4 separate regions of the Homo sapiens genome follow, and all the other regions are linked to region 4. Evidence: chromatin contacts called from ENCODE Hi-C or POLR2A ChIA-PET data. All regions are on one chromosome and are shown on one strand. The core of a region is the stretch at or near the end of the contact, and the rest is flanking DNA. Distances in the headings are between cores, read along the strand shown. Region 1 holds the start of HTATSF1 (HIV-1 Tat specific factor 1). Region 2 has its middle 28 kb from the start of RBMX. Region 3 holds the start of INTS6L-AS1 (INTS6L antisense RNA 1). Region 4 holds the start of ATP11C (ATPase phospholipid transporting 11C (ATP11C blood group)).

Region 1 (6,711 bases), core at 4,177-6,676, 3.4 Mb after region 4:
ATAAAACTAGATGGCTATTACCAAAAATATACTCTAGAATATATGGAACCTTTCAAAAGGGAAAAAAATTACAAACTTTTGTTGCATAGACAGCTTCTTCTTATAGTCTTTGCACTTCTTCTTCTTCTTTGAGGCATCATATTCTCCCTTCAGTTGAAACTTTGCCACCTCAACATGTAATTTGTAGCCTCTAATTTCATCTTCATCCAAAAGTTTTAATGCAAGTTCCACAGATTCTCTCTTTATAAATGTAAGACAAAATATAGTCAGTTATACAACGAAATAAAACTTCAGGAGTTTTTTAGATGAACGATGATTATACATAAAATAATTTAAATTCTTATATTTATATATTATGAATATACGAGATCTCGTTCTCTCTTTGAGATAAAGAACTCTAGAATCTGAACCAGGAAACCCGCATCTGAGACACAGCTGTCCCTAACCGGCTGTGTGAACTTGGGTAAATTATTCAAGCTTCCTGAGCCCCAATATCGTCGTATGTAGAATGGAAATAGTTAATACCTTCATCACAAGGTTCTTGACAAAATTAAATGAAATAATGCATGGAAAGGATAAGGACTAACATATGGTAGGTGTTCAATAAATATTATTATTGGGTAATTTTGTCTCTTGAGGCCACAATTTCTCATTTGCAGAATGAAGGGAGCAAATCTGCATGATTTCTAAGGTGTATTTCTTTTAAAATTCTATAATACTCTTACTTAAAAGACTAGATGACTCAAGGAATTGGGAACACCATAGACAGCCTTTAATTTTTTGGTTCATCCATTAAATTGTGAGTCTGTAATACACTGAGAAGTAGAAGACAATTATCTGATGACTTGTACTTTATATTAAATACATGTATGGATTCCAGGTCTTAGAGAAAGGACAGTTATCAGCCCTATACAAACAGAGTCAAAGATCAGAGGACCTGTAGAAAAGAAAAATGGATAACTGAACTCAGCTGCTCACATATATGGGTCCTGGAATAATTCACTATATTTTCCTGGAACTCAATTTACTGTTTTGACAATCTTGTACTTCTATGGGTCTCAAAACTCAATTTTTTTCCTTTAAAAATTTAAAAAATCTAACAGAACTCCCTAAGAATCTGTTCGCAGATTTTTTAATAATCCTTAAAGAACTTATAAAACCCTCAAATCTCCTTACATTTGAACATTACAAAACTACCATCCTAAAATGGTCATGCTCATGTCCCATAACCATCACGTTTAAGATTCAGGTCAAAAACCTATTTCCCAAAAAGCTGTCAGCTTAATCCTACTCTCTTCTGATCTCACTGGAATACTGTATACTCACAACACACCTGTGGTGTTTGTACTTTTGCTTTACCATTTTGACTTTACTCTGTAATTATTTCCAGGTTTGACTTATGTACATGTCATCATTTGTTCTGTACCCTGTGATAATGTATAACACATGCTCCTAAGGTGGCAGGTGTTCCAGAAATGATGGCTGCCTCTGGCATTGAGGTTTCTTTGTGTAATTTATGGTACTATGACTACATGAAGTTCTGCAAATTTCTCTTAATACCACTCTCTCTTTTCTCACATTCAAAAAAATATTTTAAAGCAGTAAGAATAAGCTATCGTCTCCTTCATGGTCTAATTCAAGGGTCAGAAAAATCCTTTTGTTAAAGGGCCAGTTCGTAAATATTTTAGGCTTTGTAGGCCACAAGGTCTGTGCTGCAACCACTCAACCCTATCAGTGAAACACAAAGGCAACCATAGACAAATGCATAAATGAATTAGTGTGGCTGTGTTCCATAAAGCTGTATTTACCAAAACAGAGCCCGAGTTTGCTGAACCCTGGTGTAATTCATTCCAATGGACAACTAAAATGTTACTGGCTTTTTTTCTTCTTGAATTTTTAAAATGTAGTCTGAATTGACTGTACACATCAATAAAAAAATCTTTCTAGTGAGAATTTTTCAAGACAGAAGAAGCACTCCAGTCGCATACTTATATAATACTTTTACCTGATAACATATTTTCTTAAAACAAGTGAATAATCTTACCAATGTGATACACACAGGTACTAACTGAAATTTCAGTTTTCTTCATATCCTGTTTTGAACAGTTCTTGGTGTTGGTTATCATCTATAGAAATTATAGCCCTGGTTCCTGAGTTAAAAACGAAGATACAAGAAACTTATTTGATCATACAACTTACTTTCAAATAACAGCAAAGACCGTCTCCTTTAAGATTTCCTTGATTATCTTTGTAAAGTTTGACCTTAAATTCTTCTGTCTGAGGATCTCTCATAATAATGCCAAACTTGGACATAAGTTGTATAAATTCATCCACTGTAATATCTGGAGGCAAACCTGTCATTTAAGAAAAATTAAAAAACATTTATAATTGATAATGAAGGTGAATTACTTAGCATTCTACCAATTAGAAATCTATAACTTAGGTGAATGCAATGTTGATTTTCTAAATGTATGTAAAAGTTTTACATTTACGGAACTGAAGAAATTTCACATTTTTGTGTGTTCAAATATACATTAAAATTATGCTTTCTTGAGGGCCTCACTGAATGGGAAGGGACACACTGCTGTAAGTTACATTAACCAGGCCTAAAGGTTGGTATGCAAAGTTACACACTAAATTTCTTGGTTCTGTAATGAACACACATATTCCTTACTAATATAAATGGCTGAACAAAAAATGACACAATGATAAAAAATGGACTCTGGAGAAACTGAAAGCTAAAAATCACTTCGTGAAAAATCTCAAAATTAAGTATTTCCTACCTTAAACCTGTTTAAAAAGTTATACATACCAGACACGTATACATTTGTATTTCTGTCTTCTTCAACATGAAACCATCCTAGAAATCAAAATTAATTAAATAAATAAAACACTTGCAAAAAAAGATAAGAGTCATATTATGGAATCTTGACAAAGCAGCAGTTTCTTGAAACTTCCAGGACGACCTTTCTGTTACTCTTAAAAGACCAAGATAAACTAACTCAAATCACTACCCAGCTTTCAAAAGATTTAAATCTTTTGAGAAATAATTAGTTTTAGAGCCCTATCTGGAAAAAAGATGGCCAGTTTATCTTGATTCTTTATAACTGACACTACCTTAAAGAAAAAACTCACCTTATTCCTTCAAAGCTATTATAATTCTCGAAAAAGCAACTGTACCTATGCACACCCATATTTTTAATTTTTACACTTAAAATTTGTAAGCTAGAACCACTTACCTGACTCAGCCTTTCTTTTTTCTCCCTTCTTTCTGGCATCAGTGGGTTCCGGGGCTTTTTCTTGTGGAGGTTCCTCTGCAGTCCTAGCATGGACATCTTCAACATTTGCGGTAGAACTAGATGCGCCATCGTTAGAGAAGCCATAATTGGCCTGATATGTAGCAATGAAATCTTCAGTAATCTACACAAGCAATTCAACAGACCCGGACAGAGAAATTCAAAATTATTTCCACTCATAAGAAGTTTAAATTGTGTTTTTACAGCATAGTTATACAACTTAACACAAAAGTGTTTCTGTGGATAATAGTTGTAGTTATTAAGGTATAAATGCAAGAATAGTCACCTTCTATAGAAAATTGTGCATACGGTGATAAAAAATAAGACACAAGTACTTAGATGATCAATGCAAAAGTCTGAGATACGATTTAAAGCATTTTAAGTGATGCTGGCACCTTTTCTAGTTGTTTCATTTATTAATTACTACCTCTCTACACTACTTGACTAAGGCTACAAATACATACAACAAAGGAAGAACCAGATAATAAAACAATAAAAACCAACAGTCAATGAATAATCTAACCACAGAATCCAATTTTCTCTTACTGTACAGATGCACCAATATACATGTACAATAAGTACTTAAATATCTGTATGCAGAGAGCACACAGAACAGAACTCTGATTTGGTATATAAAGAATGGGGTTAACAATTGTAAAACTAAATGCTCATTTTAACTTTATCACAAATTAAATGACGTTATATTTTAGTATCAGAACAAATTAAAGACAAATCCAACTCATATCTATCTTCCTCCCCTTTGGGGGAAAAGCGTTATTGCAAAACGAAAGAAATATAGTTATATCATCATACCAATCAATATTAGGCAGGCATGGAATGGGGAAAATGTAAAACCCAAAGTTTGAAGAGGTATGGGCTTCAACAACATAAAAGGATAAAGTCACACATTAATCCATTATCACACCTTTGTTAAAAGTATTCAGAATGCTGAAGAAACCAAATCTGCACTCAAACTAGCACTACCAACACAGAAGTGAAATCGTAAATTTTAACAATCTGGAGGGATTGGAATATATATACAAATACAGAATGGGAAAGAAAAGTTGCAAAAGAATTTTTACAATAGCAGTCCAGTCGCGCAGTGGAGACAGGTTTTGTATCATTGACTTGCAAGTCAATTTGTGTGCTATTAGTGTGCCCTTTCCTGCTCATGAGAGCCAGATTAAAAGGGCACTTTTACCACAAAGTTTACAGAATCAAGTTTAACATTAGTTATTTTACTTCGAAGCTGAAATAAAAATACTTAGCAATTTCCAAGTATTCCAAACAAACATACACAGATTTTCCATCTGTATTCTGTGTATCTCCAGTCTTATTCCTGTGGTTATATGGTTCAAACATATATGCCTAGGGACAAAATTTACTAGGAAAGTAAAGCAAGGTGCAAAGAAAGTTCAATTAGTAAAGCTATATAAACAGCTACTTTAAAAAAGAAATCAAGAAACTGCATTTTGCACATAGTACATAAGCTAAACATCTGAGTTCCTAGGACAAGTGGGGTTGGCTACCAGAAATGGACAGCTACTAAATTTGTTCTTGGTATTTTTCCTCTTTGCAATAAAAAGCAGTCATGTAATAATCAACTGTGACCTTCACAGACAAGATTAATAAAGCATAGAAAAGACTTAAAAATTACATTTAAGACACTACCCTAAAGATTTACGTTCTTTTACACATCGGTGCCCCAACAAACACAACAAAAAGAAGCGTCGCTATTCAAGGGGGCTAGGACCAAGGACCAAGGATCTCAGCAAAGCAAACGTAAAAGGAGTGCCCCGCGAGGCTGGCCAGGCGGCCCGCTCTGCAGTGGCGCCCGTGGCACTCTCCTACCTTGGGGAACCAAGCCTTTTTGTCCAGGTCCCACTCGTAGGGAGTGTCCGTCGGCTGCTGCCCGAGAGAATCGGGTTCTCCGCCGGCATCGGTCTGGGTGTCACCATCCTTGCCGTCTCCGTACAATTCTTGCATTCGCAACTGCTCATCAAACTCATCGTTCCCATCCAAGTTGGTGCCGCTCATGTTTCCTACCTAGCTCAGGAGCAGGGTTCAGAAGAACTAAGAGGCCGAAATGACGCTGGAGCTGAGCAGAGAAAGGGAGGTCAACCGCGCTCTGCTCGCGCCCCGCCGCCCCCCGGCCCGCCTCCCCGCTGCGCCCCAGCAGTCCCCGGGAAATCGCGGCCGCTCGGCGGCTGCACCGCCCCCCTCTCTGCCCGCCCACCGCGCGCGCGCGCTGATGCTGTGAGCTCGGCCGCGCCGCCGCCCACCTGGCTTGCTCCGCCGGGCCTCGGCACCGCCGCTAGGTCCAGGGCGCTGCGGGAGCGCGCAGGCGCGCTGCCGCCGCCGCCACCGCCGCCGCCGCCGACCGGATCTGAGGCGACTGCGGCTCCCTCGGCAACGTCAGGAAATTACTTCTAAACTAAGCCCTGCTCAGGCCGACGCAGCCGCCATTGTCGGCGCGTGGCGACGTCGCGGGTCGCGCCGACACGCCCACTATGGCGTCAAAAAGCGCCGACGCCGGCATGCGGCGCGAGGCCCGGGGAGGCGGGGCGCCGGGGTTGGGGGGACCCGCTGCTGCTGCGCGTCGACGCCCACCGGGGTCGGGTTTGGGGCGGGGCGAGGGCCACTGGGATCCCGCGGCGCCTCAAGGGCCTTGAGCTCCGCGGGGTCCCCGGCGGATCGGCCGGCCCGGGAGGGAAACGGAAGGAAGGCGTGGGAATATTCCCTCGCGGGGGTGGCCGGGCGGGTTTCGCGAGGGCGCCATCTTAGGGGAGTGGGTGGGGCGGACAGGACAAATTTCTCTGGCTTCGAGAAAACGACGCGCCTCCTTCGCCCAAAGGCCCCTCCCCCGCTCAGGAACCGCGTCTTTTACTTGTTTCTTTACGACACCCGGGGATAGACACCGGATCTTGTTCATCTTGGTAGCCTAAACTCCTGGCACCGGCTCTGGTGTCTAATGCGGAATGAGCGAATGAATGAACGAATGAGGGGTAGAAGGGCCAACTTTCTTTTTCTGGTGTCAGCCTTCTCCTTTATCGGTCTCATACCTTCCTCTGGCTGGAGTTCGACTCCGTGGGAAGGATGGAAAGGGCAGCAGTTGCCTGCCTCTTGTACTGCAGATTTCAGTGGCGCTCGAGCTTCGAACTTGAAACTTAAGCATAAATGTAAACATCCCAGTGTAAACACCAGCTTTATTGGCCGGGAAACTCCGCTTCTTTGTCATTCTTTTAGAAAGACACAGCATACTTTTTGTTCTAAACAGAACTTTGTTTTCAGGAATTACACTCATTGCTGAAAAGGAAAAGGTCCATATTTTTAAGTTGGGCAGGTATTTATTGAGCCCCTACTAAGTGCAGGGCACTGCGTGAGGCTCTGGCGACCCAGGAGTTGACAAGACAGG
Region 2 (6,673 bases), core at 1,952-4,451, 3.0 Mb after region 4:
AGGCAGGGCCAGGTGAGGTGGCTCACACCTGTAATCCTAGCATTTTGGGAGGCCAAGGTGGGCGGATCACATGAGGTCAGGAGTTCGAAACCAGCCTGGCCAACATGTTGGAACCATGTAGAAAGATGGAACCATGTAGTAGAGATGGAACCCCATCTCTACTAAAAATACAAAAAAAAATTAGCCGGGCATGGTGGCGGATGCCTGTAATCCCAGCTACTTGGGAGACTGAGGCAGAAGAATTGCTTGAACTCGAGATCACACCACTGCACTCCAGCGTGGGCAACAGAGCAAGACTCCATCTCAAAAAAAAAAAGAAGAAGAAGAAGAAGGCTGAGGCAGAAGAATCGCTTGAGCTCAGGAGGTGGAGGCTGCAGTGAGCCAAGATGGTGCCACTGCACTCCAGCCTGGGGGACAGAGCAAGCCTCTGCCAAAAAAAATTTGAAAAGGTGCAAAAGCAATTTCACGGAGGAAGGATAGATAGTCTTTTCAAGAAACCATGCTAAAGAAATTAGATATCTATAGGCAAAAAAAAAAGTTAATCTCAACCTTTCACATCTTCCAACAACAAAAAACCCAAAATGTATCACAGACTTAAATGTGTGAACCCCAAATACCGGAAACAGGTCTCATTCAGTATAGAAAGTTTATGTTGCCAGGTGCAGTGGTTCACACCTGCAATCCTAGCACTTTGGGAGGCCGAGGTGGGTGGATTACCTAAGGTCAGGAGTTCGACCAGCCTAGCCAGCATGGTGAAACCCCATCTCTACTAAAAATACAACAACAACAAAAAAAAATTAGCTGGGCGTGGTGACGGGTGCCTATAATCCCAGCTACTCGGGAGCCTGAGGCAGGAAAATCACTTGAACCCAGGAGGTGGAGGTTGCAGTGAGCCGAAATCGTGCCACTGCACTCCAGCCTGGGAGACAGAGTGAGACTTCATCTCAAAAAAAAGAAAGAAGGAAGGAAAGAAAGGAAGGGAGGAAGGGAGGGAGGGAAAAAGAAAGGAAGGAAAGGGAAGGAAAGAGAAAGAAAGAGAAAGCAAGAAAAGAAAGAAAGAAAAGAAAGAAAGAGAAAGGAAGGAAGAGAAAGAAAGAGAAAGAAAAAGAGAGAGAGAGGGAGGGAGGGAGGAAGGAAGGAAAGAAGAGGGGAAGCCGAAGGGGAAAGGGAAAGGAAAGGAAAGGTTCCAGATGTTACTAATCATGTTTCTTTGTTAGGGAGCCTGCTGAAATAAAGAATAAAGAGCAAGGAGTAGATATAAACAGTCAGAGAAAAGGCAAATAAAAAATATAAAAAGGATGCTATTTCTTACATGTGTTTGGCAAGAGGTTTGCTCAAAACACTGCTATCAATATTTCTCACAGGGAAAGGCAAGCTCCAGGTTTGAAAAGTAAACATGCTGCACCTAGAACTAGCCTTTAAAAACTCCTAGAACCTTAAAGTTGGCTAAGTCTATAGTCAGATGGCACCAGCACCATTCTCAACTTTGTGTGCATTTGTGATGCCTTCTACCAGAATACCCCCCTACACCCTAGATTAGGCAACTAGAGATCAGAACATAAGTCTTATTTATTAATACTTTTTGAATTGATTACTTGCAAGAAAAATTCCTTTTGAGTCAGCTTACAATGAAAACAACGAGGCTACTAAGGAAGGGAGCCAAGAAATTACTGGTGGTTGAGGGACACGCTGAAGAGGAATTGTGCCAGGAATCCCTGGCTAAAGAAAAGTAATAATGATGACAGTTACCATTTATTGAAAGCTTACTATGTGCAAGGTGCCGTCGTAAGTGCTTTTCATGTACTATCTCATTTTATTCTCACAAATCTCTAGAAGTAAATAACACTATGTTTGCAGAGAAAGGACCCAGGAGACCCAAGTGGATTAACAAGAATTAGGGGGGTAAGAGTGTGAGACCATATGAGTGAGGGGTAACACAGCATGGTGGGGATGTATTTAAGAAAGACCACAATGAGTGTATGTGTCCAGAATGGAAGATTGTGTAAGAACACGAGGGAAAGGGTGGAGGGAAGGGAAGGGTTACAGATGCTGAGAGGGAACCGAAGGCGTTGGGGAGGAGGGGAGGAGTTAGTTGAGGCAGGAGAGAAGCCAAAAGGGAGGTGGAGGAGCAGCCAATAGGGAGGGAAGTGGGAAGGACTTAGAGGAAGGAGGAGGAGCAGTAAAAAGGAAAACAGAAGAGCAGAGGGGAAGAGACTAGAAAAAGCAGCAGTGAGGAGGAAGGTAAAGGAGAAGAGAGGGAGGGGTAGGGAGAGGAGCCGAGAGGGAGGGGAAAGAGAAGGAGATGGGAGAGGGCGTAGCATCCAGGAGAAAGGAGGAGGGGGAGGAGCCGAGAGAGCACTGGCAGAACAAAAAGAGACTGGGTAAGGAGTCGATAAGGGGGGGAAGGGGAGGAGCCAAGATAAGAAGGTGGGGCCGAAACAGTAGGCGTTGGAGCCGAGAGGGAGAAGGAAGAAGACGAGATGAGAGGGAAGGGAGGGAGCAGAAAAAGAAGAGGAAGGGGAGGAACTGTGAGGAAGGAGGAGATACTGAGAGGGCGGGAAAGATCCGCGAAGTGGGAGACTCCGAGATTGAAAGCCCCTGAGACATACCCACAGGGAAGGCAATGGCATTCCGGGTCCAAGTCCATGAGCTCTCGGCCCTGGTCGTCCCCTATCGGCCCTATACCCCTACCCGAAGCCTTCCCCTCACATCTCTCTCACTCCCTCCAATCCTCACCTGACAAAATGCGATTTCTCGCTCCGCCTGGCAGAAGTTGACCGCGGCTAACCTGGGAAGGTAGAAAGCCGTGCAGCGGGCGGCCCTGAAGCCTCAGGAGCAGCCCCAGCCTCAGCAGCCACCTCAGCCCGGAGAGGGCGGGCCACTGGCGCTCGAGGTTGGTTCCCACGCGGAAACCACGAGTACTCATTTCGGGAGCCGGCTCAGGCACTCGGGAACACACACATGAAATCGGCACCCGTGGAGGAAATAAGCGGAAATGACAAGAGCCTCGGACAGGGAACAGCCGAGGCCGGCTAGTGGCACTATAACTCCCAGGACGGCCACTTAGTCGGGATAGAACATGGTTCGCAACCCGGTTGCTAGGGCGCCAGTAGGCGGGCATCGTGAGCTGTCGCGGTGCGCATGCGTGGGGATCCCCGCCGAGCCGAGCCGCCCCGCCCCGCCCCGCCATCCCCAGACTTCCCCGCCTCGCCCTTTCCCGTGGCTCTGGCGGTGCCTTGCGCTCTGCCTCGCTTGCAGCCACGCTAGGCCCTGCACAGGTTGGGGGGGGCGAAGGGAGGCTGTCCTAGAAGTTTCATCATAGCAGGGGCTCGCCTCCTCCCGAGGTTGCCTTTCTTAGTCCCAAACTAGCAGTGTTACCGCCCCTGCCATCTTCATTTCTGGCTGCAGGAATTAGGGGGTGTGGCATTCTAGGGCCGCACGGTCCAGTGCGGTGCCTATGAGGCACTTAAAATGCAGCTTTTCCGAGTTTGATGTTCTGTAAGTGTAAAATGCACTCCAGCTACCAAAGACAAAAAGAAAGTAAAACATTTCGACCTGCGCGGTGGCTCAGGCCTGTAACCCCAGTACTTTGGGAGGCCGAGGTGGGTGGATCACCAGAGGTCAGGAGTTCGAGCCCAGCCTGACCAATATGGTGAAACCCCGTCTCTACTAAAAATACAAAAATTAGCGGGCGTAGTGGCGTGCGCCTGTAGTCCCAGCTACTCGGGAGGCTGAGACAGAAGAATTGCTTGAACCTGGGAGGTGGAGGTTGCAGTGAGCCGAGATCACACCACTGCACTCCAGTCTGGGCACCAGAGCGAGACTCCGTCAAAAAAAAAAAAAAAAAGCGTGAGGGGGGCCGGGCGCGGTGGCTCACTCCTGTAATCCCAGCACTTTGGGAGGCCCAGGCGGTCGGGTCACGAGGTCAGGAGATCGAGACCAGCCTGACCAACATGGTGAAACCCCATCTCTACTTAAAAATGCAAAAATTAGCCGGACGTGGTGGCGGGCGCCTGTAATCCCAGGTACTCAGGAGGCTGAGGCAGAAGAATCGCTTGAACCCGGGAGGCGGAGGTTACAGTGAGCCGAGATCGTGCCACTGCACTCCAGCCTGGGCAACAAGCGAGACTCCGTCTCAAAAAAAAAAAAAAAAGAAAAAGAAAACATTTCTAATTACTGCATGGGTGATTGAAATCATAATATTTGGGGTCCACTGCGTTGAATAAAACATTACTAAAACCAATTTAACTTGCTTCTTTTAATTTTTTTAATGTGGCTACTTGGAAATGTAAAATTACATAGTATGTGACCTGCATTATATTTCTATTGGATAACGCTAGTCTTGGAAGGAGGATGGAAGGGCAAAAGACTAAAGAAAAGGGAGGTGGAGGTGGAGTCCTGCTCTATGCTATTGGAAGAAAGTCTTCTTTCTCTTAGCGGCGGGGACCTTATTTTACGACCTCTGTTAAGAATCCTGTCTTACCTTTTTCTCCTTGTGGTGTACTATAATGCAAAGTGCTTGCATGTGGACCAAGAGAGTATTGTAGGTATGATAGGACACAGATAGTAGAAGAGCTTGTTATTTTTCCTTCTTGTGTTTCAAGAGCTTTGGAGAACAAGAGGTCACTTGTTTACGCTGAGTCGTGTGCGCCTTGCCAAGTGCCTTTCTGTCCAAGTTCCCTCGCTCCTAGAGGTCTGTGTCTCCTGGTGATTGGCAGGCGGCGATTCAAGACAACAAAGGCATCGTGCTGGCGGTGAGCCGAGGCGTGTAGAAATATATCAAGTTAACTCTTGGACTAGAGATGTTGAAAAAGTTGTAGGAGAAATGAAAGGAAATATGCGAATGATGAGAAATAAGGGAATTGTGAGAGTGAAAAGGTTGAACTTGATCAAAAGGAGTGGAGAAGCCCATGTCAAGATTTGCAGGGCAGAATAGCATGATTGCCAGGGCACATCCTTTGTGAAGAGGAATGGGAAATTGGAGCTAGCAAGCGTGAGAGCGGTCACGGTTGGAAGTAACCAGAGCTTGGATAAAAATTCTGTGCTTTACCGCTGCATTAGTATGGCTCTCTGGTCTGCCTTTGGTTGAAAACGTGTATAATAAAAAAAACAGGACAGCCTCCCAGGCCTAGTCCTGGAGCTTGGATACCAGCTCCTCCAGGTGCCAAGGAAGCAAACCTTAGGAGGGCCCGCCGCTCCACAAGAAGGTGTGAGCTTTACATCCCTGCCTCCCAGGTCACCTCCAGGACGTAGGCCCCGACCCTGGTCAGACTCTAACAGTGACATTGAGGTCTTCCTTTAAGGCTCCCTGCAGGGACGGCGTATGCCTATGTCAACCTCAAGAAGTGAAGCATCACCAAAGTCTACAAGACGCAGCTCTCCTGATGCCACCAGTGTGTTGTTGTCGCCAGCTCCAGCCACCTGCTGGGCACCAAGCCAGTCCTGGAGATAAGCTGAGACTGTGCACCATCCACGTAAACAGCACACCCACCACGGGCTACTCAGCTGATGTGGGCAACACGACTACCTTCCAGAAGCCTATTAACCCATTCCAGCATATTCTGTATATTTTGGAGGCTCTAGGAGTTGGTCAGCCGGCCCATCCAAACCATGTTCATCTTTTGCTTCCTTACAACCCTGCAACATGTATGAGGACCCAGAGCAGCAAAAGCATCCACCAGGCAGGCCTGGTTTTCTCCAACAACAAAGCCTGTGAGACGGCAAGGACAGGTACTAGCCTCCCCGCCTGCCACCTCTGGCCAGCCCTGTACACTTTCTCATGTTGTATGCAAACAGGAACAGCTGTATTTCTTTCTTTCCAACATGTATGCCTTTTGTTTCTTTTTCTTGCCTTGTTGGTAGGATTTCCAATATGATGTTAAGTAGAAGTGGTGAGTGTGGAGTTTTTGGGAGAAAACCATTTCAGTCTTTCACCATTAAGTGAGATTAACAGATTTTTATAGATGCCCTTTATTGGGTGAAGGAAGTTGCCTTCTGAGTTCGCTGGAAGTGTTCATCATATTGAATTTTATCAAATTTTTTGCACCAATTGCTATGATCTTCTTTTTTTCTGAAGACTATTAATGTGATGGATTACGCTGATTTTTTTGTTTGTTTGTTTGAGACAGAGTTTTGCTCTGTGGCCCAGGCTGGAGTGCAGTGGCGCGATCTCGGCTCACTGCAACCTCTGCCTCCTGGGTTCAAGCAATTCTCCTTCCTCAGCCCCGTTAGTAGCTGGGATTACAGGTATGCACCACGATGCCCGGCTAATTTTTTGTATGTTTAGTAGAGATGGGGTTTCACCATATTGGTCAAGCAGTCTTGAACCCCTGGCCTCAAGTGATCCACCCGCCTCGGCCTCCCAAAGTGCTGGGATTACAGGCATGAGCCACTGCACTCAGCCTACCTTGATTTTCAAGTACCGAATCAGCCTTGTGTCTCTAGAATAAACCCTACTTGGTTGGTTGTTGTGTTAAAAATAAAAATGAAAAAGTGGCCGGGCGCGGTGGCTCACGCCTGTAATCCCAGCACTTTCGGAGGCCGAGGCGGGTGGATCACCTGAGGTCGGGAGTTCGAGACCAGCCTGACCAACATGGAGAAACCCCATCTCTACTAAAAATACAAAATTAGCCGAGTGTGGTGGTGCAGACACTTAGGGTTCTGGAGCAAGGCC
Region 3 (7,064 bases), core at 912-3,411, 4.4 Mb after region 4:
TCTAAATGGATAGAATCACAAACTGAAAACAAATTATCGAAAAAAGAACAGTTTTAAGGGGAACCTACTAATTAAACAGTTAACCGAAGCTACGAGTTACAAAATTAGTTTCTCTTTGGTTTCCTTATGCTTGAAGGAACACTCTTTGGCCAACTATTCAGCTTGGTAGGTTCCATTCATTAAAACACCTCACTCTACAGAAACGGATCACAACACATCCAGACTGCGTCTCCCTAGCACTATTACGATTATTCTGAGGAAAAAAGAAAAAGCCTAACAAAAGACGTCAAGGATTGTGGTAGTATTTTTAAAATTTCAATATGCAAGCAGGACTCTTATGCAGGTTGATTTAACAGTTTAAATTCCATTTTATCTGGCCACTGCAGGCAAAGCAGCAGTTCTTTATCTCCTCACCATAGGAACATAAATTACCCCACAGAGACCGTCCTCCCTACTTTTCTCCTGTAGGTCAGAATCAAATCATCGAACTTGACTATTACAAATGCTCACATTTGAGTCCTCCCCTTCCTTTCTTTCTTGTCCCTGGATTAATTCCTACGTGGCTAGCACAAACCTAATTTATGATGTAAATAGGTAGAGCGGATCCCTAAAAAGCTCTGCCCCTGTGGGTTCGCACTTGGCACGTCCCCCTCCGTGTCGTTGCTTCGCTGGAATTTCCAATGAAACAGTAACAGTAGCTAAGGTAACTGAGAGCGGGGCTGAACCTGGCCAATTCCGGAGCAGAAACGCAAAGACTTTCTCCGGGTCTGGGGGTGGGGAGACTGGCGTCGCGGACAGATTTCCGATTGCGCGGGGGTGGTGAGAGGCCAACGAGTGCAAAGGCGGTTGTCTAGTCTTTGAAGGCCGGCGGCTGGCTCTGCCACGCTCTCAGCAGGAAGGGGAGGGGACCAGGAGGAAGAGGGGGAGAAGGAGGAGATGCAGCGAAGAGCCCAAGGAGGGGGAGGAAGACCGGGGGAGGAAGGAGGGGCCAGAGGAGGAGCCCAGGCTCCGGGAAAGCCCGCGCGCCCGGCCGGCAGGACCTCGGGGCGGAGTCGCAGGCTCCGTCCGGCCCCCCGCGCGGCGACCCTCGCGCGGTGCGCCTCGAAGGGGCGGGCCCGCCTCGCAGCCTCCCTCCGGGTTTCGGGCCCTCCTTCCCCGCTCCTCCCTCCCCTCCCTCCTTTCCATCTCAGCAGCGCCCTCAGTCTCCCTCTCGCAGGCTCATACAAAAGCAAAATGTCCGCCATGTTCCGAGGCGGCTGCGGTTGTCGCGCCACGAGCTCGGCCCTCCTGCGGTTTCTCCCCGGGGCTGCTCCTCCCCGGTCCCCTCTCCCCGACCCCAGGCGCGACAGCTACTCCGAAGCCGCCGACGGCACCACTCCGCCCGCCCTCTGCGCACCCCCTCGCCGCCCGCCCCGCCGGGCGACGCAGGACCGCCTTAGGCGGGGGCAGGGGGGTAAGCAGCCCCCGCCGACTTGCTCCCGCTTCCCGCCTGTCCCCCCACCCGTAGCCCCTTTACCTTGATGCAGTACGGGGGTTCGTCGTAGGTGACCAGCATGTACCTGTCTCCACGGCTGGCCGGGTCCCGGGCGCGCAGCTGCGGGGCAAGGGATGACGGAGGGGGTCGCGTAGGAAAGGAGGGGGGAGGGCGATACAAACGTTACAGAAGCACCTCAATCCACACCCTGAAATCCCTCGGGAGCTCTCCCCATCTCTCCCCTCCCCTCCCTTTACCTTCAAGAATAACTCCACAGCGCCTTTGGCAATGTCCAAATAAGAGGTGCCCAGGTCAGTGCGCTGGTTCATAGAGGCGGACGTGTCTATGAGGAACAGCAGGATGGGCATCTTCCCCCGCACTCCTGCCTCCGCTCCCCACTCTCCCGGCCCTCTTGCCCTCACTGCCGCGTACGGCCACCTGAACCCTCAACTCTCGCAGAGCCGGGGAGCAAGGAGCAAGAGGAAGAGGGGGAGACGGGACGGGACGGGACGGATGGGACCGCTCCTGGCCTCCTCTTTCTGCAGCCCCACCTCCTCTCCCTCCAAGGGAACTTGAAAGTGTGAGCGTGTGTAGCCCTCGGGGCCCTCCCCCTTCCTCTCTTCTGCTGCCACCACTACTGCCGCTGCCAGGACTACTGCCTAAGCATCCGTCCGCGCTCACTAGAGCGCTCGCCCCAGACTGAGCGCCGTCTCTGTTCACTGACAACTTCTGTCTGCTCACCTACCATCGGCACCATGTGACCAGAACCCATGCCATTGGCTGCCAATTATGTGGTATTTGCATATTCATTAGATGACAGGACTAGGGGAGGGACTTGGGCGAACCCTGGGAGTTGAAGTTTGAACCCAGGCAGAGGGTAAGGGGAAGTGTTACGGACCCTCGCTAGGATTCTCCTTTAAAGGACTTGGAAGCAGTTCGAATGATTAGTTCGGGTGGTTTAAATGGATTTTTCTGTCTCTCTTCAAAGATGGTGATTCGAAAAGAAGAGTGAATTTGAGCAACAGTTGTACAGAAGTACAGAAGCAGATGCTTGGACAGTTTGCACAGAAAATTCTTCGCTAACTGCAATCGATCAATCCTGCCAGTGGCGAAGACGAAAATATTTCAGAAGCAGCAAACTTCTTTCCTGGCAGGACGTACTCACATTCCTTTAGATCCCTCCCCCGTCTTGATCAGTATTTGTGAGTTGGTTGCTGGCCTTGCATTCCACATATATCTACTTAGAAAGGAAACTAAAGCTTAAACACAGTTACAGTTACCTAAACTGGCCTTTTGTATGCACAAGCTTCTTCAGTTTCACTAAGCTCTTTGAAACATTGGCCTGCCTGTGATAATTCCACCACTGTTCCCTCTGCGCAGCCTTTACACATGGAGGTTTGCAAACCTAGATTGTGATTCAACTCACATATTTATTTATTTATTTATTTTTATAAATAAATAAAGAGGATCTCGCTTGATCGCCCAGGCTGGAGTGCAGTGGCCCCATCATAGCTGCCTGCAGCGTCCAGCTCCTGGGCTTAAGCGATCCTCCCATCTCAGCCTCTCAAGTAGCTGGGACCACAGGGGCAGGCTCTCAACTCACATTTATTGAGTGCCTATGAAGAGCCAGGCACCCACGGTAGCCTTGTTTAATCTTTGAATTAATTATGGCAGATGGCATTGTATTCAATTTTCAGTAGAGGAAAATGCAGCTCCCTGAGGTTAGGGTAACAATTACGGATACTCTCAGGTCTGGCTCTGTGAAGAGACTCAGTAAGTGGCCAACCACACTTGATTGACTACTTCATATGACACAATTTTAAAAATTGGACTTGTGTATTCCTGGCAATTACTATTGACAATGTGGAATCCAGGACTTCAATGAGTTTGCAGTTTCATTGAGGAGAGATGATGACATATACATACATAATATTTTATATATTTTGGCCAGGCGCAGTGGCTCATGCCTGTAATTCCAGCACTTTGGGAGGCCGAGGTGGGTGGATCATTTGAGGGCAGGAGTTTGAGACCAGCCTGGCCAACATGGTGAAACCCCCGTCTCTACTAAAAATACAAAAATTAGCCGGGCATGGGAGCAGGCGCCTGTAGTCCCAGCTACTTGGGAGGCTGAGGCAGGAGAATCACTTCAACCCAGGAGACGGAGGTTGCAGTGAACTGAGATCACACCACTGCACTCCAGCCTGGGCAACAGAATGAGATAACATCTCAAAAAAGTATTTTATATATTTTATATACACTCTCTCTCTCTCTCTCTCTCTCTATATATATATGTATGTTCTGTGTATATGTTTCATATATTATATATGCACATTCAATAACATTCTCAGAGAAATACGATTTTAAAAGAAGTCATATGGCAGTATATGAATCAGGGACAAACAAGGATGCAAGTTAAAAAGTGCTATGGAAACAATGGTCCAGTCTAGAAATTCATAGGATTTCACGAACAAGGCACAAAAAGGGAAGAGAGGGAATCTGGGTTGGAAGGAATGATATGAACAAAAACTCAGCCAAAGATAGTACTATGTATGGTGCATTTCAGGCCATTCTGGTGGAAAGTAGGGAATTAATGAAGAAATAAGGATGAAAAAGATACTAGAAGCCCCCATTTCCATTCCGATACAAATGTCAGTGTAGAAGGGCAATGCCTACATGGGCTAGGGTACAAAAAATATAGGACTGTTGGGGGCAGTGTGTTAGTTTTCTACTGCTGTTTAACAAATTATTACAAATTTAGTGGCTTAAAACAACACAAGCATTTACTATCTCACAGTTTCCATGAGTCAGAGGTCTAAGTTTACCTGGGTTCTCTACTTAGTCTCATAAGTCTGCAGTCAACGTGTCAGCCAGGCTGTTTTCATCTGGAGGTTCACCTGGGAAAGAACTGGCTTCCAGGCTCATTCAGATTTCTGGCAGAATTCATTTCCTTGGGGCTGTTGCTGGTGACCAGAGGCCACCTTCAGGTCCACCTTCTGTTGCAGGTCTCTGCCATATGGCTTTCTCCATTGGCTGTTCACAACATAGCTGCTACTTCAGGGCCAGCAGAGAAATCTCTTACTCCAAGATGGAGCCTTATGTAATGTAGATAATCTCAACTAGAAGCAAGTCACAGGTCCCACCCACACTCAAGGAAAGAATATTATACAGGATGTAACACCAAGGATTGGAGATCATGGGGCCAGCTAAGAATTGTGCCTAATATTAGATAGGGATGGGATTATTAAGATGGGGATGTGATTATTTCCTGGAAACAAACTTTGCCTAGTTCACAGTTTTTATGAGATGGAATCTTGCTCTGTCGCCCAGACTGCAGTACAGTGGCATGATCTCGGCTCACTGCAACCTCTGCCTCCCAGCTTAAAGCGATTCTCCTGCCTCAGCCTCCTGAGTAGCTGGTACTAGAGGCATGTGCTACCATGCTCAGCTAATTTTTATATTTTGAGTAGAGATGGAGTTTCACCATGTTGGCCAGGCTGGTCTCAAACTCCTGACTTCAAGCGATCCACCCACCTCGGCCTCCCAAATTGCTGGGTTTACAGGTGTGAGCCACCGTGCCCTGCCTGTTAAAGTCAATTTTGAGTAATACTGTACAAACTTTCAGCCCACCGAATAAATGCATTGGGTTGACTTGTTGCTTAGACTAGCCTTTGGTTGAAGAATTACAAGATTTCCTATGAGGAGTTTATATTTTATTTTGTGAATATCTATATGTGTATGTGTGTATGAGAGAGGAGAATAAGGACTGCTGAGCCATGATATACCCCAGTTTACAAATGGTATTTTAAGATGACATTAAAATATCTCCTTTATACTTTCCTCCCAACTTTTCAATGAGTGTGCCTTACTTTTATAATCAGAAAAGGGGCTATGTTAAAAATTACATTAAAAGAATTGTAAAAAGTTCTTCCAACTTGAATATTACTGAGACAATTTTCAAAAACGGCTTACCAGCATTAGTGAAACACAAATAGTCTCAGTCACACAATGCTCCTGTGGTCAAGGATATGCATGGTGCCACAGAGTGACCTTCTAGGGACAAGATATTCTCCCCATGCAGGTGAATGCCTTTTAATTTTTTTTTTTTTCTAACAAGACATGTTATTGATTTTTTCTGGCATAAATGCAAATGGAATTGAAATGATGTCAACATAGAATTGAAAAATATTTGTGTCTCAGTATAAACTACAAAAATGGCAATATACAAAAAAAAAACAAAAAACAAAAACAAAAATGATGTAACGGATTTATGGGCTTATTCAGATTAAACCAATCCCCAAGCTGTCACCAAGAACCTTCTCTTCATCACTTCCTGGAGGAAAGTAAGTTCTGTATTATGCTAGAAATTGTGTAGACTTCTCCACTGTGTTTCTTTGGCATACATCAACACTAAACCATACAAAGCCCTTTCTACATCTTTCTCTGCTACAGAACATCAGCCTCTTCGTGTTATAGGTTATTTCTGCCATGGGTTTGTTTCTTGCACTAGAATGTAAACTCCTTGAGAGCAGCTAGAGCCTATAACCAATGCCTGGTGCAAAGTACTTGCTCCATAAATGGTTATTGAAAGAAATTGTCAAATGTGCTGTGGTTTTCATTCTTTCATCATCTTTCCAGGTGCTTGGGGTATTATCCTGTAGCTCCTTTCCTAGGGTTACCCAGCCCTCCTGTGTTGCCCCCTGCCTGCCATCTTTCATGGGAGCAGGGTGGTAGACCCAGCTCCCCTGTCCCTGTGGATCCCGGGCCATTTGGATTTGGGCTCCAGGAGGCCCCTTCAGGCCAAAGCATTGAACTGACAGTCCTTACTGCTTACCCAGAACCCTGGCAACTTCCCTTTTGTTCTACTCATGCTTCCTTATGAAATGGCTCTTTCTGGGGCCACTGCTCACTGTTTGTCTCCTTCAGTCAAATCCTCTTTCCAACTGCTCCCAAATTTCAGCCTCTATGGCCTGCATTAACCATCCTATCTTCTTTTCAATTTTCTCACTTTTTTTCAACTTGTGAGCTCTTGAAAAGAGTTTCCTCTTTCCTCTTCAAGTCCTTGCTCTTCATATACTGCTCTCCTGGCCTTCATTCTGTTCACATAAATGTCCACAGACTTTGCCCCATGTTTACATTTTATGTTGTGGTGTGGTCCACCACCATACAGCTGATGCTTTGTTTTGGTGAGAGTCAGTTTGATTTTTCACTCTCCTAAGTTTTGTCACCTCTTGTCTTTAAGCAGTCCCTAATCACTATATTTTTATTTTTATTTTTGAGACAGGGTCACACTCTGTCACCCAGGCTAGAGTACAGTGGTGTGATCACAACTCACTAGAACCTCAACCTCTCTGGCTCAAGTGATCCTCCCACCTCAGCCTCCTGTGTAGTTGGGACTACAGGTGCTTGCCACCATGCCTGGCTAATGTTTAATTTTTTTTATAGAGATGGGGTCTCACTATGTTGCCCAGGCTGGTCTTGAACTCCTGGATGCGACCAATCATCCCAACTCAGCCTCCCAAAATGCTGGGATTATAGACATAAGCCACCAGGCCTGGCCCTAATTACTACATCTTGACAAAAAGACCTTACT
Region 4 (6,705 bases), core at 1,193-3,692:
GGTTCAAGCGATTCAATTGTCCTGTCTTAGCCTCCTGAGTAGCTGGGACTACAGGCATCCGCCACCACACCTGGATAATTTTTGTATTTTCAGTAGATACAGGGTTTCACCATGTTGCCCAGGCTGGTCTCGAACTCCTGACCTCAGGTGATCCACTCACCTTGGCCTCCCAAAGTGCTGGGATTACAGGTGTGAGCCACCGCGCCTGGCCCAATACTGCTATATCTTGAGGAATCTTAAAATTCCTGTGATTAGGCTGCAGTAACATGACAATGGGTATGTATGAGAGCATAATGCAAACAAAAAAAAATTTCAGGTCTCTAATATTTTTTAAAGTTGATCTGTTTGAATCTATAAGCAAAGTACATTTTTTCCACTTGTTTAACAGAATTGAATTTGGAACGATATTATTTACTATTCACTAGCAAGCACTTGTATCCCCAAATGTCTAAATTAGTTTATTATTTTATTGATAAGGATGTATTTTGGTAAGAATTCTAGACTTATACCTAGAACTAAAGACAATAACCTCCTCCACCTCCCAATTCCAGTATCTAGAATAATGTCTGCCACATAGCAGTCGTTCAACAAATAAACTAGTGAAGAAATTACAGTATTTGCTGTGTTCAATAAAAGTAAAGCTAGAGGCCGGGCATGGTGGCTCACGCCTGTAATCCTAGCACTTTGGGAGGCCGAGGCGGGTGGATCACCTGAGGTCAGGAGATCGAGACCTGGGCAAGATGGTGAAACCCCGTCTCTACTAAAAATACAAAAATTAGCCGGGTGTGGTGGCAGGCATCTGTAATCCCAGCTACTTGGGAGGCTGAGGCACGAGAATCACTTGAACCCAGGAGGCAGAGGCTGCAGTGAGCCAAGATCGCGCCACTGCACTCCAGCCTGGGTGACAGAGTGAGACTGTCTCAAAAAAAAAAAAAAAAAAAAGGTAAAGCTAGAAAGCTAGAAAATAACTCTATTTGAAAATCTTTAAAGCAGTAGAGAGCAAAACTTTAGATCTCTTTTGTCAATAAAATATCATAATATCTGATTAATATAAATATAAATTTAACATAAATCTTAAAAATCATTAGATACAGGCTCAACTGTGAGCAGAGAAGGAATCATAAGAGGGGAAGAATTGAAAACGGTTGGTTTTACTTCTTGGCAGTTAGGACAGTTTGGGAACAAACCTTAGGTCTCCTGCATTTGCATTTTATTGGGAGATGGGCTTCTCGTTGATCGCAGAATGAAGTTCAAACTTCGTAACATGTTTTTGAAGAGTTTTAGATTTTAGCTTTCGTTCGAGCCGCCCTTACCTACACGTCCTGGGCGTCTGCCACTACAGCGTGATCTCTTTCTTAGTTTGTCCTGCGCTTTTTCACCGACCTCTCCCTCTACCCTGGACTTTGTCCCCTTGGGCTCAGTCAGGTCCCTCTAAAGCCTTCCCACGTTTCAAGGGCTAGTTTAATCTCCAGGGCTTTTAGGAAAACTTCCCAAACCCCATTTTCAGATGCAATGTCGCTCTCCCCTATTTCTCTAGCACTTTGAACTCTAGCTATTATTAAATTCTAACGTGGCATTTTCGCTTGTTTGTATCCCCCAACCAGATTGCGACCACCCTGTTGGGGAGGTCTTTTAAGAAATCGCTGTGTCCAGCCCTGGCACAGTGCCTGGTACAAAGAAAATTCCCAGCAAAGGTTTGTTGAAATGAATCCGAACTCCGGAGGGTAAAGGAGAAGCGCCTATGCCTAGTAGTAAAGGCCTATTCGCGACCTTTGGGAAGGCCTGTGGTGTGGCTGGGCCCTGTCCCCAGCTCTAAACTGGCAGGAGAACGCGGCGAGGCGGAAGACTCGTGTAAGAGTCTCTGAACTCCCTTTCCTTCTTTTTGACTTTTATAGAAGAATCTGCAAGTTCTTCTCCAACAGCCTTGGGCCCCGCCTTAAGGGGCGGTGAAAAGGGGTGGGGTTGTGGTAGTTGGGAGGGATGCCCAGCCTCGTGGCAATTCTGGACTCGCTTTTCTTTTGTAATTTTTAAAGTTTCGCAAATTCCAGCTCTAAGCTGGGGGCCGAGGGTGTAGAGGGTTTCCTGATGCGCACATTTTGCGTTCCAGGGAAAGCTCCCAGGATTCGGAGCTTTGCCTAATTTAGCCTTCTCACATGTCCCACCGCTAGGAAGGCTACCGAGTGCGCCCGGCCTCCACACCCAGCCGGCCGGCGTGGAGAACCCGCTGTTCAGCCCGCGCTTCCTTCTTCAACCCTCTGGGCAAACCCGGGACTAGCGTGTGGGGGAGCTCCCAGCCCGCGGTACCAGGCGAAGTAGGGGGACGGTTGGACTACAACTCCCAGGCTGCCCCGGGAGCAAGGAGGGGGAGGGGGCGAGCGGGAGGGGCCTGGGTGGGGCGGGGTGGGGGTCAGGGAAATCCCGCCCCGCTGCGCAGCAGCAACGACACAAAGCCTGACTTTACAACCTCAGAGAAAGTGGAAGTAAGAAGGCTTAGGTGGGCAGGCAGGACGAGAGAAAGACTGAGAGGAGGGAAAGCCGCGTAGGTGGGAGTACAGCGGCGCGAGGGTCGAGGGGGAACCCTCGTCGGTGCAGATGAGGAGGGTGGGCTTTCAGAACTAGTCCCCCCTCGCACCCCGCCCCGCCCCTCCCGCGCTGGGGTCTTCACGGTGCCCTGCCTCAGAGCCCGGCTCCACCACGCCCGGAAGAGGGAGTCTGGCCGTCGGCTGGCTCAGGGCGGGCCGGTTGGCTGTACCCAGGCTCCCTGGCCCGAGTGCGGGACCAGAGCGCGGGGCGGCGCGGCAGCCGCGGACCGAGGAGGGGCTGCGAGCGAAACGGCGCGGCGCGGCACGGCGGACGAGTTAGGGCCGGGGCGAGGGAGGCTGTGGCTCCCGACAGAGACAGGGGAGTAGTGTCGGGCTGAGGCGAGGTGAGGCGCGGGGTGCCTCGGGAGGGTTCCCCGTGCCCCGAGGGGGGCGGCCGCGGAGTCCAGCGGGGAGGCGGGCGGTGGTGCCGCGTCGGGGAAGAGCGCATCCCGCGGGGTGCCGAGCCCGGCGCTGGCGGAGAGACGGGGGCGCCCCCTCCCCACAGGAGGAGCCTCGCGCTCCTCCGCCATCCTTCCCCCGCGCGGCGGGCTCGCCTTCTCAGTGGGTGCTGCGCGAGCTGCCGGCCCGGGGTGCCGGGGCCAGATAAGGGCGATCCGCGGGGCCGCCGCCCCCGGGTCAGGCAGGCCGGGGGCGGGCCGCGAGTGAGGCGGGGCGGCGGCTAGGCTGCGGGCGGCTGGGGGGCGGGGGAGCGCGGAGAGCCGAGGGGGGCAGGCGGCGAGCGGGTGGCCCGGCCGCCCGCCTCGCTGCTCCGCTTGGCGCCGCCGGCCCACGCCGCAGTGTGTTTTGTGGACGGCGCCTTCCCAGACAGCCCGGTAGAGCCCAGCTCAGCGCCCGGCAGCCTTCGACGCGATGTTCCGCCGGAGCTTGAATCGTTTTGTAAGTACACTCGCTGCGGCTCCGCGCGTGCCGGTTTGCTTGCTCGCCAGCCCCTTCGCCGGGTCCCTCACAACAATTTTCTGAGGGGGCAGTTACGTCTCTGGGAGACACCACCACCCCTCTTCTTCCTTTTCACCGAAACACGGTGCCCAGGCGGCCGGGGAGGGGAGGCAGGTAGGGCTCTCGGGGTATCCCACCCTCGCCCCCAGGACAATTCGACCAGGGCTTCCCGGAGCTGTTACAAACTCTGCCTGAAACTGGGGGCCGCCTTCGGGCTGGGTGGTGGGGGGGACTCGTGGGGGGACCGACCCGGGGACCCCTCAGTTTGCCAATTAGTCGAAGATGGCGTTTTATTCTCAGGGAGGTTGCTTTCTTTTGTTTCCTCTGCCACGAGCACATGGAGGTAAACCTAGACCTGTCACGGTGGCCCAAAAGAAGAGCTGGGGGCTGAGGGAGCCGGAGACTAGGGCAAGACTCAGCCTTGCCTAGGGCTCAGCCAGCGGGCGGCTTCTGACCGGAGGCCGGGCAAACTTTGGAGACCCAGCCTACAAAGCTCACCTTTAGGGTGTTTGAAAGGCGAGCGTGATTGTCAGGGTGGGCCGGGTGGATGTGCAGCCGCGAGGAGGCTGCGCCGCCACTGCCCGTGCTGCCGATCTCTGGTCTGAAGCCTCGCGGAGGACTGAGCACTCCAGACCTTGAACCCATGGGAGAAGGCGGACTGTGACTGGACTCCTCCGTCCACGTTTACCCCCTTCAGAATCCCCAGAAAAGGGAATTTCATTTTCATGGGAGTTAGCCATAGGGAAAATCGCTTTCTGGCTACTGACTTTTTTGAGTAACCTGTTTACTCCTAGAGGGTACATTAAGAATGGAGCGAAACAGGACCATTTACGTTCCGTGCTGCTATTTGTAGCAACTTCCTTAATTGCAAGAGGTGGTGGCGGGAATAGGATTTTATTTCTGCCAATGATGTGGAAGAAAGGGTTCATCTGCAAATTTTGATTTTTCTGTAGTTAGGAAAAAGGGTTGAAAGCTGAGTGCTTTCCTCTACCTGCCTTAAAATATATCTTTTGAGAACATGTCGATTTGGTTTTATTCATGCAATTATTCCTAATCAAAACGTTGCTAACATTTTTCATACATCGGATATATTTGCTCTCATTTTTCCTTCATTTGAAACTTTCACAAGTGTACACTGGCTAAAAGTAATACTTGCACATCCCTTTTTAGAATAGTGCTGTGTTAATGGTTTTCTAAATGTTGACCCCACCCAGGAACATGCAGTATGAAATTGGAACAGATTATTACCTGTGGCATAGAGCAGTAGAGGTTGTACATATCAATCATCTTGAAATCCGTAGGTGATGGCTTGTACTGATAGCTTTGCTGAAGCAAGTGACTAAAATTGGTTTCTCACATTTAGCCTGAGAATGCAAGCGGGTATTGTTCTTAATAGCTGTTTCACATAGATTCTTGTGATCTTGGAGTGTTGCGTGGGGGTGACAAAAAGGGAAAGGTGGCAATGAAAGCTAATTGTATTTAGGAAAAGGATAATCTTTTCACGTGGCACTCTTATGGTGGAAAACAACTGGGCTCTGAATCATAATAAAATCATTAAACTTAAGTTGTTGAAATCCTTTTTTTTTTTTTTTAAGGATTTGAACATTTGAAACCGAACAACTCAAGTATTGGTCTAAAAGCCCATTGCTTCCCTTTTGCGAAAAGTGATCTGCATCGTATCAGAGTCTAGTAATTAAGCAGTGCTGGCCCAGGAAGCCAGGGCATGCAGTAGAATTTGCAGCAGTTGTTGAGGTGCCAGCCTGCAGGTTTGAGGCTAGTACTTTGCATCCCCGACCAAGATCTCAGCAGAGAATCACTTTTGCTAATACTGAAATGAGCTTTGACCTTATTGTTGCAGCTGGAATATTCAGCTGTTCACATTTTCCTGCGCAGCCATGACTGTGGTAAGTATCAGGAATTTGTACCAGTGCGGTAAGCTGGAAGGTTCTTAGGAGTTGTGTCTGAGCCCTAGGCCCAGGGCAAGGAATTAATCTGCATACCGTTGGACTGAATGTGAAAATTACTATCAAATAATCATTGCTAAAAAACGGCTTCAAAATTTGGGGGAGGGGGGCAATTTTTCCATCTCTTAGATCAGTAAACCATGCGCTGTTCTCCTCTTTTGCCTGACAAATTCTTTGAGGGGTACTTCCATTTGAATTACTAGAAGACTAGAATTAAAGATTTGAGTGGAACTTTGAGACTTTCACAGCAGTATAGATGTAGTCAAGGTTGTGAGTTGTCTTATGATTGTTTTAATATTTTAGAAATAGAGCTATGAATTCCTTTCAAAATGAGTTGTTTTTTTAGTGTACCTGTACGTGTCTGATATTGGTTTTGATTGTGAAATAAATTACAGTGGTGTTGATTGTAGTTGTTGGTTATTGAAAACTAGACTACATATTAGAGAAGTGCTTCCTTTATATTTTAAACCTGACGTGGAAGAATCCCTTAGGATTCTTACAAGCATCATCTTCTATAGCTCAGTTGTGTTTGCTGAATCATTTTTGAAATGCCATTTATTTTTCGAGTTTTCCAATTTCAAGCTAAAAGAAAATAGTGATTCATTGTATTTTTTTAAATACATGGTCTTGACTTCTTTGCCATTAATAACTGTGTTCCTTTCTTTCTGATGAATTATGACTTTCCTTTTGACAGTTTTGAGGTGGAAAGAAATTGGTGGATTTGGTGTATAGCATTTTAGGGTTGAGGCATGTAGAGGGTGTCCTAAAGGATTTAAGAGTTGGATGTCTCTGAGTGCAATAAAAGCACCACCTGTTCTCAAGTCAACATCTCCATAAATACAGTAAATAAGTAATAATAACTCTGTCTGTACAATTTATTTTCTTCAAAGGCATATTTAATCAGAAGTCTGGACTAGTTGAGATTTAAGGGTCATGGACTTTTATGTTATCCTGTCTTGTTTTATTCTTAATGCAATTCCTAGTGACTATAGTAACGTGTTCTCTTGGGTTTAAAGATTTATTGAAAGTCTAAAAACAATTCCCCCCTCTTTTTGGCTTATGAAATTATTTTATACTAAAGATTCAAAATAAGAGATTTCTTGATAAAGTAGGTTGGGGGCTTGGTCAAGAGGATGCTGTCAGTTTAGCTTGTCAGTGATAGTTAACAGGTATGCATTTCTAGACCTTTGATACATGAAAGC

Evidence for each region. A loop is a pair of places that touch in the nucleus more often than their neighbours do. ChIA-PET counts read pairs that join two places held with the same protein, here RNA polymerase II (POLR2A). Pooled maps may share reads with other maps.
Region 1: a map of CD8-positive, alpha-beta T cell shows a loop between it and region 4 (15-fold over the local background). The contact joins the promoter of HTATSF1 here to the promoter of ATP11C in region 4. A Hi-C loop is called at or near these places in 2 of 168 maps with a recorded cell type or tissue (B cell and CD8-positive, alpha-beta T cell) and 11 of 50 pooled maps.
Region 2: a map of naive thymus-derived CD4-positive, alpha-beta T cell shows a loop between it and region 4 (20-fold over the local background). The contact joins the enhancer-like site here to the promoter of ATP11C in region 4. A Hi-C loop is called at or near these places in 1 of 168 maps with a recorded cell type or tissue (naive thymus-derived CD4-positive, alpha-beta T cell) and 5 of 50 pooled maps. POLR2A ChIA-PET finds 5 or more read pairs at or near these places in 1 of 52 experiments (GM12878).
Region 3: a loop to region 4 is called in a map of CD8-positive, alpha-beta T cell, with 19 times the contacts of the local background. The contact joins the promoter of INTS6L-AS1 here to the promoter of ATP11C in region 4. A Hi-C loop is called at or near these places in 3 of 168 maps with a recorded cell type or tissue (CD8-positive, alpha-beta T cell and naive thymus-derived CD4-positive, alpha-beta T cell), 2 of 37 single-sample maps with no recorded cell type and 14 of 50 pooled maps.

The regions. Positions count from the first base shown.
Region 1 is chrX:136,496,307-136,503,017 of GRCh38, reverse strand. It overlaps HTATSF1 (HIV-1 Tat specific factor 1), which reads right to left and starts at 5,426. Exons shown (of 9, transcript NM_014500.5): 1 at 5,148-5,426; 2 at 3,240-3,420; 3 at 2,813-2,860; 4 at 2,200-2,354; 5 at 77-240. The coding sequence starts at 5,333. RefSeq lists a silencer at 5,416-6,085.
Region 2 is chrX:136,905,844-136,912,516 of GRCh38, reverse strand. No RefSeq gene overlaps it. Among named protein-coding and RNA genes, the nearest start is that of RBMX, 28 kb to the right of the region's middle. RefSeq lists an enhancer at 3,453-3,502. Within about 2 kb of position 3,201, at least 33 of the 41 ENCODE cell types and tissues checked have a DNase peak (open chromatin) inside an H3K27ac peak, as active enhancers do.
Region 3 is chrX:135,515,771-135,522,834 of GRCh38, reverse strand. INTS6L-AS1 (INTS6L antisense RNA 1) reads left to right here and starts at 2,161. Exons shown (of 2, transcript NR_046740.1): 1 at 2,161-2,268; 2 at 2,463-2,752. It overlaps INTS6L (integrator complex subunit 6 like), which reads right to left and starts at 2,175. Exons shown (of 18, transcript NM_001351601.3): 1 at 1,732-2,175; 2 at 1,517-1,594. The coding sequence starts at 1,842. RefSeq lists silencers at 1,072-1,271, 1,332-1,601 and enhancers at 1,852-1,911, 1,942-2,021.
Region 4 is chrX:139,928,790-139,935,494 of GRCh38, reverse strand. ATP11C (ATPase phospholipid transporting 11C (ATP11C blood group)) reads left to right here and starts at 2,442. Exons shown (of 30, transcript NM_001353812.2): 1 at 2,442-3,479. The coding sequence starts at 3,453. RefSeq lists enhancers at 1,756-1,805, 1,846-2,195 and silencers at 2,976-3,215, 3,256-3,415.